Regions from separate parts of the Homo sapiens genome. Here region 2 is linked to region 1. A link is an interaction called in ENCODE POLR2A ChIA-PET data of the cell type or tissue named here. Cell type or tissue: Panc1. All regions are shown on one strand. Links, peaks and the distances in the headings refer to the core of each region. The heading gives the core; the rest is flanking DNA.

What was found. Peaks named below come from ENCODE experiments on the same cell type or tissue, not always from the same donor. Only the 100,000 strongest peaks of a DNase experiment are listed, where the experiment ranks them.
Region 2: POLR2A ChIA-PET joins it to region 1 with 6 read pairs; 2 of 35 experiments call an interaction of 5 or more read pairs at or near these places.

What each region holds. Positions count from the first base shown.
Region 1 is chr11:57,229,717-57,232,622 of GRCh38, forward strand. LOC105369309 (a long non-coding RNA gene) reads right to left here and starts at 1,910. Exons shown (of 7, transcript XR_007062670.1): 1 at 1,668-1,910; 2 at 1-505. In Panc1, for the core only: no CTCF peak of the experiment used is centred there; no DNase peak of the experiment used is centred there; H3K27me3 peaks cover 369 bases.
Region 2 is chr11:57,401,038-57,403,943 of GRCh38, forward strand. No RefSeq gene overlaps it. Among named protein-coding and RNA genes, the nearest start is that of PRG2, 12 kb to the left of the region's middle. In Panc1, for the core only: no CTCF peak of the experiment used is centred there; a DNase peak (open chromatin) is centred at 1,315.

The DNA of each region.
Region 1 (2,906 bases), core at 219-2,718:
AGCATGTCCTGCTAATCTAAAATGCTAATAATAAAGGAAACTGGGTGTGGAATATATGAGGACTCTCTGTATTCTATCAGCAACTTTTCTGTAAATCTAAAACTCTTCTGAAACAAAAGGTTTATTAACAAAACCTCGAATGATCCTCAAGCACCTTTGTGCCCTCCTACTTCCCAGTTGGTGGCTCATCATGGATCTGACTCTCCACTTGCCCTGTGTGTTCTCAATAAGAGACTTCCTCTCCTTTCTAAGCCTAGAGTCACAGAACACGCTCTTGCCTGGCAGTGAGGAACCTGAGATCTAGTCCCACTTCTGCCACCATCCCACTATATGACCATGTGTCAATCATTTCCCCCTCCCAACCATAAGCCTCAGTTTACCCCTCTGTTCAATGAGAAAGTAAGACTAGAAGGTGCTTCTAGTCGGTCCATGAAGGCAGGGATGGTGTGTCTCATTCACGGCAGCATCTCCAGCTTCTAAGACAGTCCCAGGCACAAGACAGACACTGAAAAACAAAAAAGGATTCAATGAATAAATAAATGAGCATTGCTCTGATACTCCAACACTCTAACTAGAAATGGAAACTTCTAGAGTGAGCTCAGCATCTCAGAACCTCCTTTCTTGTGTATTTGATTTCAAGCTCCCTGGGTCACATCTTTGTGTCTGTCTCCAACGTCGTGCATGGAGACTTTATAAGCATTTGTGCAATGATTGAGAAGAGCTGGCCCTCCCAGATCAGGCCCTGCAAGTGTTGAACTCCTTGGAATGCAGACAGTGGTGTCTGCTGAGACGGTAGGGAGGTGTGTCACATCTAAAGCTTATTGCGCTGGGGGTCATCCTGGCTTCTGAAGTTGGGGAGGATCTTCCCACGGAATCTATCTGCCTCTTTTTAACAAGCTCAGACTGAAAGGGCCTGGGCCTCCCAACCCCTAGTTAGGAGACCCTGGCAGATAACTTAGAGGAAGATAGCTCAAACCCAGGGAGGGAAGAAACTGGAAGTGACAAAAAGAATAAAAAAGAAAAGAAAAAAAGAAAAAAAAAAAGCCCTGCACAACCCCAATTGTCTAGAGACCTGGATTCCTGGATTTTAGTCCCAGCCCCCAGTATTCTCGGCATCCACGCCATGAGAACTGGGCAAGATTTTCTCTGTGCCTCTAACTGGCCAACCTCCCAGAGTTGGAGTGGGGGTGAGTAAAAACAAGGATGAGTGTTCGTTCCAGTTCCTCAGAGGGGCTGTGTTCTCCGTGGGCAATTCCTCTGCCCAGAACATTTTCCCCACTAACCACTTACACTCCATGCTTCAGAGCAGGCTCCAGGCAGGCACCGTGGCTGTAAAGTCTCCCCTGACGCCCTGCCTGACTCCTTCCATTGTCTCCACGACAGGCCCTCGAACACTTCACACATTCCCTTAGAACTCACCACCCTGGGCTGTAATCGCCCATTTCACTGTCTGCCTCCACCAGCCGACTGCGAGCCCACTGGAGGCCGCTCACCATTTGGTCCTGCGTCCAGCATAGCGCTTGGCACATACGTGATAAATAAGGACTTGTGGAACAAACAGATGAATGAATGGGTGAATAAATGAAGGCATGTGTGAACCAGTGAATTAGTAAGTGCTGTCACAACCAAGGGAAGGCTAAAACCGTATCATGTTTTGGATAGCTTACCTCAGATTTCCCAGGAGACTTGCTGAGGTTTTTTACAGCATCTGTAAAAATAATGATAATAGTGGCTCCAATAGCCTGTTGTTGCCGTCGTAAATTCCCAAAGGGCTTTCCCTGGTGTGTTTCAGAAGAGGGAGAGCAGGCACTGATTCCCTGCCCTCAGTCTCCCTCCCTGCCTCCCCGTTTCTTCTTCCCACCTATGTTCTCACTCTCTGTCTCTCTCTGTCTCTATTTCTCTCTCCTCACTCTGCCTCTCTTTCACGGTCTCTGTCTCTGTCTTTGTCTCTGTTTCTTTCTCTTCCCACTGTCCCTGTCTCTCTCTCTCTCTCTCTCTTTCACTCTCTCTGCCTGTTTCTCTCTCTTCCCTCTCTCTCAATCTCTCTCTCCTCTCTCTTCTCTCCCTCTCCTTCTTTCTGTCTTTTTCTTTCACTATTTCTGCCTCTGTTTCTCTTTCCTCTCTCTTTCTGTCTCTCTTTTCTCTTTCTCTCCCTCCATCTCTGTCTCTTACACTATCTTTGCCTCTGTTTCTCTCTTCTCTCTCCCTCCCTCTGCCTCTGTCTCTATCTTTTTCACTATCTCTGCTCTGTTTCTCTCTCTTCTCAATCTCTCTCTTTCTCCCTGTCTCTCCTCTCTCTCCCTCCTTTGTCTCTATCTTTCTCTTTCACTGTCTACCTGATTCACTCTCTCTTCCCTCTCCCTCTGTCTTTTCTCTCTCAATTCCTCTCTCCCTGCTTCTATATCTCTCTCTTTCACTATCTCTGCCTCTGTTTCTCTCTCCCCATACTTCATTTCTCTCTCTCTGTCTCTCTCTCTCTTTCTCTCTCCCCCTCTCTCTCTTCCCTTGTCTCTATCTTTCTCTTCACTATCTCGCCTCTCTCTCTTCTTTCTCTGTCCCTCTGCTTTCTCCTCTCTGCCCTGTCTCTGTCTTTCGGGTACTCTCCATCATTTCCCTCCCCATCCCCATTCACTCTCCACTGTGTGCCAGGCATCTCACACAGAAGTTCTCACTTTCCTTCCCAGACACCTAGTGTTGCCTCATTTGTACTTTGGGAGAAACATCCCCTTACCATGGTCAAGAATGTGGGCTTTGGGCTTGGGAGCCAGACAGATTCAGCTGGTTCCAAGCCCAGCTCTTCCACCTGCTAGTCTGTGATCTTGGTCAAGAGGTCTAACTAACCTCTCTGAGTCTCAGCTTCCTTATGAGCAAAATGAGGTGAAAATGCCCCCTCTTAAAGGATGGCT
Region 2 (2,906 bases), core at 138-2,637, 170 kb after region 1:
TAATTGACATTTCTGTGTGCTTGGATTCTCTCCATTGACTGCTGGGGAGACAAAAGTATCGCAAAAATTGAATATGAAGATTGATATTTTTCATTGACTTTGGCTTAAGATTTGGGGTAACTCGAAAGTCTTTTTTTTTTTTTGCCTTTGAAGTTTTCCCATTCCAAGTAATAAAGAACTTGTGTTGTTTTGTTCGGTGGAGACAAGCTAAAGCGAGTGCTTGCAGGGAGGTTTTCTATCCTGAACTATAATAGTGGCATTCCAGACTCCACAAGGTGTGAAGTGTGGTGCACGCTCTGAAGGGCACACAGATGTTACTAATAACACCTGCAGCCACACACAGCACACCTGCTACAAGCCAGGTGGTTTATATTGATCACTCACTACATGCCAGGTCCCCTTTGAAGTGCTTGACGTTCATCCAGCCACTCAATCCTTACAACTCTATAAAGTATTCCTATTGTTACTCCATTTTACAGATGAAGCAGCGGAGGTACCAGGAATCTAAGTGCCAGAGCTTGTGTGGGGAGGAACTGGAAGTTGGTCTTGGACAGTCCATCTCCAGAGCCCAAGCTGCTGCTACCTTTTATTCCCAAGGTTACTCTCTAGTCCTTGCAACAAACTGCCGTGGTACCTATTTCCATTACAGGTGAGGAAACTGAGGTTCAGGGTGGTTAAGGTCACACAGCTGATCAGTGCCTGCAAAGCCCAGAGCTTTCCCACACACCCTACTGCTCTAGCCAGCCTGCAGGCCTGGGAGGTGACACTGGACCCAGGAAAGAATATGCTGAGGGGCCTGTGAGCAGATGTTTGGGATTAGAACATAAAAACTCAAAATTGGGCGGGCCACGGTGGCTCATGCCTGTAATCCCAGTATTTTGGGAGGCCGAGGCGGGAGGATCACGAGGTCAAGAGATCAAGACCATCCTGTCCAACATGGTGAAACACAGTCTCTATTAAAAATACAAAAATTAGCCGGGTGTGGTGGTGCACACCTGTAGTCCCAGCTACTCAGGAGGCTGAGACAGGAGAATCGCTTGAACCGGGAGGCGAAGGTTGCAGTGAGCTGAGATCGTGCCACTGCACTCCAGCCTGGCGACAGAGAGAGACTCTGTCTCAAAAAACAAACAAACAAACAAACAAACAAACAAAACACCTCAAAATCCCTGGAGGGTCTGGTGTGAACACAAGCCATGGTCCTGGGTTTAAGATACACTCAGACATTGTCCTGTCTGTGAACTCCTTATCACCAGAGGACTGGATCTTATGCCTGGAAGCCTGGATGGAAAATGTTCTTCCCAAAGAATGTCAGAGGAATGACTCACTGCTGTGCCCATGTCACACCTGAAGCATTTGAGAGTCATCAATCCCCTGAGGGGCTGGCAGGAAAAAGGGCTCCTAGACATAACCACTGGGACCATCACTCCAAGCTTTGAATTTGGGGAGGACTGCTTGAGCCTGGGAGGTCGAGGCTTCAGTGAGCCATGATCTTGCCACTACACTCCAGCCTGGGTGACAGAGTGAGACCCTATCTGAAACAAACAAACAAACAAACAAACAAAACCACGTGGCAGGAGGAAGGCTCTCAGGGCAGAAAGATGAGAGCTGTGCCTGTGGGTTGTTTCTCCTGCTTACTCCCTCTCGCCCATTTTCCCTAGAAATCATCTCTGATTCTCACAGAATAGAAGTGTTCTTAGCAGCACCTGGGCAGGACCTGCCAGCACCTTCAGCTAAAGTACAGTTAGCACCAGATTATGGATAGTGATTAGCGGGTATGAGGTCATTCTCTGGAATATCCCAAGGTGCTCTTTTGTGATAAGCCCACTTGACAACAGCTCGCCTTCTGAGTGTTTTTATTATTTGCACTCTCCAATCTGCTGACCAAGGCTGCCCTCTGGCTCACCGTCATCTAGGACCCCCACACAGGCAGGGAAGGGGAAAGGGAGTAGGGGGTGGATGGGGATAAACAAGGCGTGGCAGAACCACGAGATGGGGTTGTGAGCAGCCATTTAAAATCATGTTTTTGGCTACTATTTGATTACATAAGGAAAAGCTTATGAGATCATTTAAATTATCACATACATCCAGTCAAATGACGGGAGGGAACATACCAACATGTTAACCATGATTATCTCTGAGTGGTCCAATTAATGGTGATGCGTCTTTTTCATGTCCCTCTTTATTTTCTCGTCTGTTTTAAATGATATCTTTCTTACAAGAGAATAAATGCAGGCTGGGCATGGTGGCTCATGCCTGAAATCTTGGCACTTTTGGAGGCCGAGGCAGGGGGATTGCTTAAGGCCAGGAGTTCAAGGCTGCATTTAGGTATGATGATGCTGCATTCAACCTGGGCAATAGAGCAAGACCCCACCTCAAAAAAAAAAGAAGAAGAAGAAGAAAGAAGAAGAGGAAGAAGAAGAAGAAGAAGAAGAAGAAGAAGAGGAAGAAGAGGAAGAAGAGGAAGAAGAAAAGAAGAGGAAGAAGAGGAAGAAGAGGAAGAAGAGGAAGAAGAGGAAGAAGAAGAAGAAGAAGAAGAAGAAGAAGAAGAAGAAGAAGAAGAAGAAGAAGAAGAAGAAGAAGAAGAAGAAGAAGAAGAAGAAGAAGAAGAAGAAAAGAAGAAGAAATGTAAAGTAAAGGTAATGTCTAAATGAATGTGACCTTGGGAGCCAGACAGACCTGGTTTAAATACCAGCCCCACAATGTGCTAATGGGTGAACCTGACTTTCTTCATCTATGAAATGGGGCTGATCATATGCACTTCCCTGGGCTGAATAGGCTTAAAAGGGATCATCACACAATTCCTATTTTATGCTGTTGGCTGTCCCTTACACGGCATGTGTTCTCCCCCTGATGGAAGGGCCCAGCTTGGCACTGTGGGGGTGTGATGGGGGCCAATTCACCTCCAG